Regions from separate parts of the Homo sapiens genome. Here region 1 is linked to region 2. A link is a contact called in ENCODE Hi-C data. All regions are on one chromosome and are shown on one strand. Each heading gives the region's core, a stretch centred on a gene start or an enhancer-like site at or near the end of the contact. The rest is flanking DNA. Distances are from core to core; before and after follow the strand shown.

The links. Hi-C counts contacts between places; a loop is a spot of excess contacts on that map. Pooled maps may share reads with other maps.
Region 1: a loop to region 2 is called in a pooled map, with 3 times the contacts of the local background. The contact joins the promoter of GLIS3-AS2 here to the enhancer-like site in region 2. A Hi-C loop is called at or near these places in 2 of 37 single-sample maps with no recorded cell type and 8 of 50 pooled maps.

What each region holds. Positions count from the first base shown.
Region 1 is chr9:4,297,801-4,303,496 of GRCh38, forward strand. It overlaps GLIS3-AS2 (GLIS3 antisense RNA 2), which reads left to right and starts at 1,501. Exons shown (of 4, transcript NR_186824.1): 1 at 1,501-1,623. GLIS3 (GLIS family zinc finger 3) reads right to left here and starts at 2,268. Exons shown (of 11, transcript NM_001042413.2): 1 at 1,621-2,268.
Region 2 is chr9:3,239,050-3,245,136 of GRCh38, forward strand. The region is part of intron 15 of RFX3 (regulatory factor X3); the gene reads right to left. Among named protein-coding and RNA genes, the nearest start is that of LINC01231, 61 kb to the left of the region's middle. Within about 2 kb of position 1,807, at least 2 of the 41 ENCODE cell types and tissues checked have a DNase peak (open chromatin) inside an H3K27ac peak, as active enhancers do.

The DNA of each region.
Region 1 (5,696 bases), core at 251-2,750, 1.1 Mb after region 2:
AGGAGGGCTGGAGAAGTCGGGAGAGGTGCCGGGAGCGGGGGAGAGGCGCGTAGGACAAGGCAGGAGGAGGGCGGCCCTTATCGGTTCCCTATAGGACTGGCTTCGCTGCCGGGGTCGGAGATTCCTCGGCGCGGAGCTAGGGGCGGGTCCGGAGGCGGAGGCGACAGCGCCCGGCGGGGTACGCGCGGCTGCGACCCCGTCACTCCCCCGCCGCCTCCGCCCCTAACCCTCGGCCCCGTGCGCGAGCGAGCGAGGGAGCGAACGCAGCGCAACAAAACAAACTAGTGCCGGCTTCCTGTTGTGCAACTCGCTCCTGAGTGAGTCGGGGGCCGAAAGGGTGCTGCGGCTGGGAAGCCCGGGCGCCGGGGACCTGCGCGCGCTGCCCGGCCTGGCCGGAGCCTGTAGCCCGGGGGCGCCACGGCCGGGCTCGCAGTCCCCCCACGCCGGCCCCCCGGTCCCCGCCGAGCCAGTGTCCTCACCCTGTGGTTTCCTTTCGCTTCTCGCCTCCCAAACACCTCCAGCAAGTCGGAGGGCGCGAACGCGGAGCCAGAAACCCTTCCCCAAAGTTTCTCCCGCCAGGTACCTAATTGAATCATCCATAGGATGACAAATCAGCCAGGGCCAAGATTTCCAGACACTTGAGTGACTTCCCGGTCCCCGAGGTGACTTGTCAGCTCCAGTGAGTAACTTGGAACTGTCGCTCGGGGCAAGGTGTGTGTCTAGGAGAGAGCCGGCGGCTCACTCACGCTTTCCAGAGAGCGACCCGGGCCGACTTCAAAATACACACAGGGTCATTTATAGGGACTGGAGCCGCGCGCAGGACAACGTCTCCGAGACTGAGACATTTTCCAAACAGTGCTGACATTTTGTCGGGCCCCATAAAAAATGTAAACGCGAGGTGACGAACCCGGCGGGGAGGGTTCGTGTCTGGCTGTGTCTGCGTCCTGGCGGCGTGGGAGGTTATAGTTCCAGACCTGGCGGCTGCGGATCGCCGGGCCGGTACCCGCGAGGAGTGTAGGTACCCTCAGCCCGACCACCTCCCGCAATCATGGGGACACCGGCTTGGATGAGACACAGGCGTGGAAAACAGCCTTCGTGAAACTCCACAAACACGTGGAACTTGAAAAGACAACTACAGCCCCGCGTGTGCGCGAGAGACCTCACGTCACCCCATCAGTTCCCACTTCGCCAAAGTTTCCCTTCAGTGGGGACTCCAGAGTGGTGCGCCCCATGCCCGTGCGTCCTGTAACGTGCCCTGATTGTGTACCCCTCTGCCCGCTCTACTTGAAATGAAAACACAAAAACTGTTCCGAATTAGCGCAACTTTAAAGCCCCGTTATCTGTCTTCTACACTGGGCGCTCTTAGGCCACTGACAGAAACATGGTTTGAACCCTAATTGTTGCTATCAGTCTCAGTCAGCGCAGGTCTCTCAGTGACCTGTGACGCCGGGAGTTGAGGTGCGCGTATCCTTAAACCCGCGCGAACGCCACCGGCTCAGCGTAGAAAACTATTTGTAATCCCTAGTTTGCGTCTCTGAGCTTTAACTCCCCCACACTCTCAAGCGCCCGGTTTCTCCTCGTCTCTCGCCTGCGAGCAAAGTTCCTATGGCATCCACTTACCAGGTAACCGGGATTTCCACAACAAAGCCCGGCGTGCGGGTCCCTTCCCCCGGCCGGCCAGCGCGAGTGACAGCGGGCGGCCGGCGCTGGCGAGGAGTAACTTGGGGCTCCAGCCCTTCAGAGCGCTCCGCGGGCTGTGCCTCCTTCGGAAATGAAAACCCCCATCCAAACGGGGGGACGGAGCGCGGAAACCCGGCCCAAGTGCCGTGTGTGCGCGCGCGTCTGCGAGGGCAGCGGCGGCAGGGGGAGGAGGAGGCAGAGGCGGGGTGGCTGGACCCTCGGCATCAGCTCATTCTCCCCTGCTACACACATACACACACAAATAATGTTTCTAAAAAGTTCAGTTGCGACTTTGTGCCTCGCCTGTCCTGTTCATCCTCGTCCTGGGCCGGGGAATGCTTCTGGGGGCCGACCCCGGGATGCTGGCTAATTGCTGCCGGCGGGTTCCGTCGCCGGTGTGACCCTGGACGGCGCGGACGGCGTACAGGGGGTCCCGGGAGGGGCAGTGGCCGCGGCACTCGCCGCCGGTGCCCGTGCGCGCCGCGCTCTGGGCTGCCCGGGCGGCGCAGTGTGGACGCGGCTGCAGGGAGAGGGGAAGGGGGAAGAGGGAGGGAGGAAGGCAGCCGGGCGAGGAGTGTGGATGTGTGTGCGGCCGCGAGGGCCGGCCTGTAGCCAGCTGCTTCCTGAGTGTGAGCGCCGGAGGGGGAGGGGGAAGAGTGGGGGCGGGCTCGCGGGTCACTAGGCTGGCCAATTCGAAGGCCGAGCTTGTGTCTCCCTCTTGACGCATTCACACACACACACACACACACACACACACACACACACACTCCCCGTGCGCCAGAAGTCGAGGAACTCCAGAACAGGGTAACAGCAGGGAGACACTTCGCCTTCTTCCTGGCCTTATTTGTTAAACTGACTTATTTTAACATGAAAAAGTGTTAGTGTTTAGACAGGATTTGATGTCAGGTCATAAAAAAATAAACAAACAACCAAAAAAATCCGGTAGTAATACGGAGAGAATAACACAGTGAAAAATGGCAAAAGGGTTGCTTTGAAATATCGGATCGGATGCACATGACAGCTTCGAAACTGGATAGGTGAAGCACTAAGGAAGGCTTTGGCATCCTTTCCAAGTATAGGCAGGGAAGAGAGGAAGGTGATGGAAGTGTTAGAAGGGTATAAAATTCTGAACACAGGCTGTTAAGAATGGAGGTATATTCCCTGCGTATGTTACGTCTATAAAGTGGCACTTTATCCTTATGAATTCAACATCCTCAGCCTCATACCCCACCTAAGCTCTGACTCGCCACCGCTTCTGCTTGTGTTGACCAGAGCCCTCAAAAGGTTGTTACAAGAAAGTCTGCTCCTAGTAGTTCATCACATGTATTGCCACAGATGCAAGGACTTCCATCTTGGGAATCTAGGTATGTAATGCACACAATATCCTCCAGGTAGGCCTTTCTGCAGTTGACAGTATTATTCACCATCATGAATGAAATGAGTGAGGATGCCACCAGACACTTAGAATTTCACAAGTCCTTATATTCTATTCTACTGTTACCACTCCAATATAAATTAGCAATCAGGTAGTAGATGCTTTGATCAAGACAGAAGTCCTCAAGGACACAAATGACTTACCCCAGAAAGCCAAAACTAAAAGACTATTGGCAGTTTTCATTTATCTAATTTCAGTGGGAATACTACTAGGCTTGGTCTGTATCCATGATATTAACATAACCAAAAGAAGCCTGGTTTCCACAGTACTTTTTCTTTTCTTTTCCTTCACCTTGGGACACAAACTCATCAGAATATTTGTCAGCAGAAGTAGGGGATGAAAAATAGTAAGAGGTCAGGATATGTCATTCTGTCAGTTTTCCAGTTTCTCTCTGTTCATCTCTTTTAAATACAAGTATTCAAGCCCAAGATGGCAATAGATGGGCTCAACCACACGTAAGAAAAGAAAATACTCATAAAATGAAGCATGCAGCAACATCACAAAAACAAAGAAACCAAGTGGTGGAAATTGCCATGACTATTCCATTGTGGCTAGTTATTGCAACATGCCTGACATTCACATAAAAACTCTTCCTCATTAACTCCAGCCTTAAGGAACAGAGCAAGATGGCAACACTAACCCTTCAATGCATCATGGGAACTTCTGTTCATCAGATTCTTGTGCTGTACAACTGCTTCCCAGGAGCAAGACAAGCCTGGGTGGAGACTGCAAAAAACCTTTCCAATGTCCCTCAAATATCATTTTAAATACAATGGTTTTGATGCATAGAATGGTATCCTAGGGGCTTGCAGAAGCTTCTAAAACTTCCCAAATGATGGGAACAGCTTAGCTGGAAGAGAAAAAAATATAGTGCTACACCCAACTTTAATCAATAGCTCATGGAAAAAAACACTGGGAAAGTTAGGAGTCATCAACCTGGAGATCCCCAAAATCTCTTCATTTATAAGAGCCCAAGAGTGGGAATGTCATTTTATTTAGGTGTGATTTTCATGAACCTCTAACATTCCTAAAATATTTACCACTGAAGAGGTATAGTGCTTTGGTTGAATTTTTTTCTTTTTTTTTTTTTCTGGCCAAGAATGTAGATCTGCAATGTTCTTATATTCCATGGGTTATAGTAAAAATGCAGTTGTTCTTGTACCAGTACAACCCTGGAATGACTCAGAATGAGATCTGTACCTCTTCTGGGCTGAATTGGTCAGCAGGGGTGAGGGAGGGTGGTAATGAGAGACAGTGAGAAAGGAAATCATGTAGTTCCAAAATGATACTCTCCCTTACCCATGAGCTCTCCATCGTGCTTAGGAATCATACTCTGGCAGCCCTTCAGCCAGATAGGTGGGAACTGCAGCCCAGTCAGTATCTTCCCTCTCTAGAGACCAGTGTTGTATGTGCCTCAACCGCTGACTCAGGGCAGCTGACTCAGCAGACAGGCCCCTGCTGCCAGCTCCAGTCCAGTTCTCATTCATCAGAGAAATATTCAGTGAGTACACACTCTGTCCAAGTATTGGGACTAAAGGAATTAACACTTGTAGGCATTGTATATGGGAGGATATTACAGAAAACTTTTTGCCCAGTGTCTTAGTTGTAGCAAACCCTCAAGAAATGGGGACTCTTTGCATATATTACCTCATCTAATTCTCAAATCAAATGTATGATGTGGCTATGAATAATCTCCTACTTAGAAGCAAAGAAGTTGAAGCTCAGTAAACAGTTAAAGAGAGTCAGAGACAGAGCCAAGTATGCCAGTTTAGAAGCCCCAAGTTCAATCAACATTACTGTACTACAGAATAATTGTGCATGCTCTTTGAATGTGTATAAAACATATTGCAGGTGTATAAAGTGCAAAGCATCTTGTGGTCAGTGTTAGATGAGCACAATGAAGTTTGTAGGGAGTGTGGAGGAGGCAGGAATAATTTCCTGCAATGTGACATGGAGTAGCTTGGCTGTTTGAGCTGGACTTCAAAGAATGAGTAGAGAAGTGATAAGCAAAGGAGACCATTTCAAGTATAGGAATCAGCATCAAAAGGGGCACAGAAGGCATAAGTCCTGCATAGCAAGCAGCTCACTCAAAGCTAGAGTACAAAATAGGAACATCCACTGTCTCACAGCAATGAAACTCTCCCGAAGGAACATCCTGACAGCAAAACTTCAGAACTGCTATTTGAGTCACCCTGAGTGCTCTGACAGTAAACCACTTACAAACTTGCAAAGAACTATGATCAGATTCCTCCTCCCACAAAGTGTCCGTGAAAAGAAACAAATTTGAACCCCAAAATACAGATAAGTTGAGCTAATAGCACCAGTGATAGTATGCCTAGCTATTAAAACACAGACACACACACACACACACACACGAGCTGGCAACAGTCCAGTTACGTAGAAATGCAGTGGAAAAAGTTAGTGTTTGCCAACTTTAAGGGGGGAACTAAATGTGTAAAATGGAAAATTTCCATTTTACTTTCCTGAGTAGTACAAATAGTGGAATGCAGCAAATTTCACATTATGTTATCAGTGTGTGATATACTAAGAAAACTTAAGCTGATTTTTCTACTAATTTGTC
Region 2 (6,087 bases), core at 557-3,056:
ATGGCAGCTATTCTGGATGTTTTTGATGGTGAAAAGAAACATCTTGAAATTTCAATATAAGGAGTCCAGAGCATTATTATTTTCCTTAAATGTCTCCCAAACAAGAACCAAATAAATCAAAGCATTCTGCATTTAGCACTGATACATGGTTTTGCAAGCGAGGAAAAGGTTGCTGACTTTAATTTCTAGTTTTATAATATTTGCAAGGATTAACAACATTCCATTTGGTAAAACCTTGTGTTCCTTGGTTACTTTTCTTTGTATGTGTATGTGTACTTTTCTATGTATCTTTAAATAGTTTTTATTGAAACCTGCTAAGAAGGCCAAGATCTCTGGCAGTTTGCTCCACACGTGGGCAAATCCTGCCCGCAGTGGCTGTTGGTCTTGCTGTTGTGGGCTAGACAGCTATCCTGGCAATGTGTGCTACTGGCCAATCTGTAAACAGGGCAGCATGATTCTAACTGTTCCGGCTTTTCTGCCTGCCTTGGGGACATAGCAACAGGTGTACCTAATTGTGTTTAAATGTCTAAGACACACTTACAAGTGAGTGTGCAGGCGGTGAAGTGTTCAGATTACAATATTGGCCTTAGTTGCCTTTGAAGAGAAAAGTAGCCTCAAAAACAGGAGCATTTAACACCACCATTAAGGCCAAAGCAAGAGGGGCCTTTGGCCCAAGACCCACACTATGGAGAACTCTGCTTTGTGTTTTCCATTGCCAGTCCCTTTCCTACAGTGTAAGGAGTCCACAGAGCCAGCTGGATGTGACTTCTTGGAGCCTGTGCTTCCCTCCCTCCTCCCATACCACCTCTTCTTATCTGAGACCCTAGAATTCCCTGCCCCGTGGCTCTGAGTTCCCTTCCAGGCCCTGGCAGTTCTCTTCTCCAACTCTACCATTCAGAGGCATGAAGAGACAGCCAAAAAGGGGCAGCTGTTTGCAAAAGGTAGACAAAACTTGAAGACTGGGCTGAGGTGTCCACAAATCTGAGCACAAAGCTGTTCATAATATAAGATGGGGAGTGATGAAGCAGTCTAGGGCCAGAGGCTGGCGACACGGGCTGGCTATGTCTATGTCAATATTTTCTGGTATGGAACTCAGGGGAGACAGAATTTCAAATCCAAACTCAGCCTTCCAAGTTGTTATCAAGACATATTTGTCAAGGTAGGTGGATAGAACAGATTTTATTTATAGTCTGATTCATAACTTTTAAAATATTTAGACACATGGTATCCTGGGCCCTGTAAATTGCAGGGTTGGGCCAGGCAGCATATCCTTTATGCAAGTAAAACTATTGGGGAAATAGAACGAACCTTGCTCCTAATTTAACACTGGCTCCCCTTGAAAACACCTATATTATTTAATAGGAAAGCATAGCATTAATTTATTCTATCAGAGGACTATATCTTAATTTTGATTATACCACTTCTCTTTTCTGGAAATCATTAACTGGAGAGACAATCAGAGTGGCAGTGTAGAAACATGTTCCCTTTGTACTAAGAAAACCTTCACAACAAGCATCAATCAGGTTTGAAGTGCTTGTATTATCATCACATAAGGCCCATATTCTTGCAGAGAATCTCTAATTTTTATGACATTTTATGGTAGTATATTTTATACAAGGATGGTATAAAGAAAGAAAACAATTCCTGTGAGTTTAGGAATTTGCCTATCCCAAACAAGAGTTATTTATTTATCAGGGGGGCCAGCAACCACTATCTTCACCTGTGGTTGAGAGCAAAACCACCATAAAGACAGTGTCAAAGCCAAGAGCCACTTGGGCTAGGCACAGGATGACAGAGTGTGGCAAAGTGGCCAGTAGGTGGCACCGTCATGCTTACTCTATGCCAGGGAATCTTTTTCTCTGGTTGGGTCTGCCCAAATAGCTGCAGTGCTACCTGACAAACTCTTTACTAAACAAATAACTTAGCGGTGGACTTTGCTGAAGAGGACTGTGTGCTGAGATTTCTTTCCTGATGTCTACAGTGACCATTTTAGTCCTTGAAATATTTTAAAAAGTCTTCAACTTCTATTTTGGTTTATTTCCCCACTTCTAAGCTCTTTAGGGAAATTGCTGTCGTAAGCACCCACAAAAGTCCAACTTCATAGTATTTCTCTGAAATAGTATTGACAGGCACTTTCTAAGGAGAAGGTACACTTTTTGGTCTAGGAGTTTTTTGTTTTTTTTTTTTTTGCCCAGAGTAAAGAAATCTAATGTATCAATCATGAAATCCAAGAAGACGTCCTATCAATTGGTAGTCTGTCCTTTGTACTTCCTTCCTTGAGTATTTTTAGGGTACCTATTGCATGATTATGTTTAGATCACAGTTATAAGCAAATTTTCTCCATTCCCTGAAGAGGATGAGAGGAGAGGTTATAGCCCAGAGCCAGCAGGGAAGAAAGCCACGCATAGGAAGCTAATGAGCAGGGATCCCAGAGAGAAAGAACCGCAGCCCTGGGCTGCTGAGTCAACAGATTCCTTTCTCAAATCCAAGAAGAGAAATGAACAGAATGACAAACCAGGAACAAGGAAGAAAAAATGGGACACGGAGCCAATTCTCTGGAACTTTGGGGTCACTTCTATAATTTATTTTCAAGTTGTCAGAAATTGTGCTAATGTAGATGAGCAGATTTACAACTAAAACCAAACTACGACTTCTTTAAAAAAATGTTTGATTTAGGTCTGGTCTCAGGATGGGTGTACAGGAGCTGTAGGGTGTAATTTGTTCTTTTCCGGCAGATTTAGTTTTCCAAATGCAATTTGCTTAGACTAATATTCCATTTAGTTTTCATATTCTAAATATCTACTAACAAAAAGTGCAAGGGGAAAAGATGGCAAGCGTATTAAGAGGCATCCTGTAAGGCAGAGGAAAAAAAACTCTGAAACAAAGTAATAAAAACTTTTAAGCTAGGCACCTGGCTTGTGATTGTCAGAGAGAAAATGTGTGTCTATGTGTTTGTGTGTTTGGGGGAGTTGCACATAATCCCTATTTTGAAACTATAATAATTTATATGGTGAAAAACTGAAAGATAGATTAAGCCCATCCCATTTGACTATTTGAAGTGAGGCAGTCCTACTTTCTAAAGTTAGTTCTACCACTTGCTAGTTTTGATTTGGGGCAACTTTCAATTTCTCTTTTCCTCACTGGTGAAATAGGGATACTGAGACATCTTTTGCAAGGTTTCAATCAGTATCAAATAAGAATGTAAGACATCTAGAATAGGGATTGGCACAAGGCCTGCCCTCAATTGGAAAAATACTAATATAGTAAATAATAAGCTTCACTCTAAATAACAATCAACAGTATAATTTTTGACAAGTATTCCTTACATTTTCTAAGCCACTACTCTTCCATGATTGTTTTTTTTTTTCCTGCAAACTATCTCGACTTGTGATAATATTCTTTGCTTTTAAAATACTGTTGTAACAAGTCTATTGTTCAACAGGCACATTTAAAGTGTATTCCCTAGTCACACTAGCACAATGCTTGCTAAAATTTGTTTTTCTTTGGTTTGATTTTACTTTAAGCACCAATATTTGTTTACTATGAATGTAATTCTACTTCCACCAAATGGAATTCTTTCACTGAGCTTTTATCCCAAAAGCTTACATGTTCAATTATTATTGCTCTTCTTCAGTTTCTAGGTTTTGAAGATTTTTTTCCTTCCAAAAAAATTAACTGAGTATATCAATTTTGATGAATCCAAGACATTTTTCTTTTGATGTTAAATTGTTACAGGTTAAATTTTTCTCTATTACTGAAATATTATCTTTTCTATATTGATATTCGCAATTGAACACTTAAAGACTCTACTGGTTTCTCTTTATTTGAAAATGGCTAAAGAGGTGGCTTAGACATAATATTAAGTATAATTAAATTATGATTAAAAGAATTGATATATTTAATAGATTATTAAAAGGTTTGTAACAAAATCATTTTATGAAGCAATCAAAATTTCAAAGATTCAGTGAATATATTAATGGACTATGTATGTTTTAAAGAGATAAAGCAGAAAGATTCTAAACAGCCATAACATTTGAATAAAAGGACATTTTTCTGCTCAATTTGTCTGGTCAGAGTTGTATGGAAAGCTTTATGATTTTTAAAATTGTTTATTTAACAGGTATGTAAACAGATGCAACTCATTTATTTTATTTTATTCTTACTCTTAAAATTTCACCACTGCCAGAAAGCTTGTGGACAAATTTATAATATTTAAATGAAAATTTAAAAATTATATAAATTTTAGCAATAAATAAATTGTTTCCTTTTTATCATTTAGGCAAAAAAAAAAAACTCTAGAATTGCATATGCTTTAAATAATTTACTAGGCAGTATTAATGTAGTAGCATACTGACATTTACAGGAAAACTTCTTGGGACTGTGAAGCTGTTTCCAGCTTAGGGGAGTCCATTGTATAGCAGTCTTTATTTCAAAACACCAACAACATTTATAACATTGAAATGACAGCATTAAAGTCAATTTAAAAGTAATAGTTTGTATGCTTGTATATATCTTGTTTATATGTAAAACGGGTTGTTCTTTCCTGCCTGCCTGCTCAAATAATGTAAGTAATGTTAATTTTAAAACTCAGTAAAACTGAGTTCACATTATTGAAAAGATACATTCATTGTTCTTAAGTCACCTTAAAAGGAAAGTCTTTTTGCTTGCTTATGAAACTATTTAACTGACACCTTTTCCAAAGCAAGCACCTGTAAAGGCAAAACAAATACCCAGCAAAGTTTGTGACTATTTTGCAGGTTTGCCCTTGAAATTGTTCCTACTCCAATCCTACTCCAATCTGTAGCAGGTCATAAGCATGGCAGATTAACAGCAAGGACTTTGGTGCCAGACTGCGTGGTTTCAGAACCTGATTTCACAATTTAGTGGTTGTGTGACCTTGGGCAAGTTACTTTTTGGTTCTGTGTCTCATTTCTTCTTCTTTTTTTCTATTTTTATTATTTTTTTTTTTTGAGATGGAGTCCCGCTTTGTCGCCCAGGCTGGAGTGCAGTGGCGTGACCTTGTCTCACTGCAACCTCCACCTCCTGGGTTCAAGCAATTCTCCTGGTCTCAGCCTCCCGAGTAGCTGGGACTACAGGCACATGCCACCACGCCCGCCTAATTTTTTTTGTATTTTTAGTAGAGACAGGGTTTCACCATATTGGTTAGGCTGGTCTCAAACTCCTGACCTCAGGTGATCCACCCGCCTTGTCCTCCCAAAGTGCTGGGATTACAGGTGTGAGCCACCAAGCCCGGCCTCTTATTTCATCATTTGTAACACAGGTGTAATAATAGTATCCACTTATAGATCTGTGGTGAGTTATTAACATATATATATGGCACTTCGAACTGTACCTGGCACACAACTGCTATGTAGGTGTTAGCTTCACTTGAAATTTTGACTTTTTATCCTAATTCAATTTTTCCTCTTGTCTGTTGCATTTGACAGTGTTTATTTGGTCTCCCTGGTGCTTGAACGTTAGGTTTCTCAGGAAAACTTCCCCTTGGCTGTGCTCTCACCCACCTCTGTCAGGGCCTGTGCACATTCCCCTGTGCCTGGGGTGTTTTTCACCCCTTACCTTCAGATTCTCTCTTCACAGAGTTAACATCTTTTGTCCTTTAGTTCTTACCTCAAACATCACTTCCTTGGGAAAGACTTCCCTGGTCCTCCCAGGCTAGATTTAGGGCCTCAAGCTTTAAGCATTCTTATATCCCTTTAATTTTCCTTCAAAGCACTTAACAAAGTTTGTAGCTATAGTTATGTGACTATGTAAATATGTATCCCCCACTTGAAATCTAAGCTCCTCGAAGGCTGGGTAAAAATCCATTTTTTTCATCATTATATTCCAATCATGATAGCTTTGGCATAGAGTATCTGCACAATAAAAACTTGTTAATAAATGATAAATCAGTTTCGGAGATCAGAAGTCTAGAGTTCAACACAAGTCAACATGATTTGCCCAAGATTATACTAATAGCCATGACAGAGCTAGAAGTAGAATTCACTTCTGACTCAAAGTCCTTTATTGTTTCCAGGTATTACATCTTTGACTATACAAATCAAACAGAGAACTGTGCAATTAGTATTG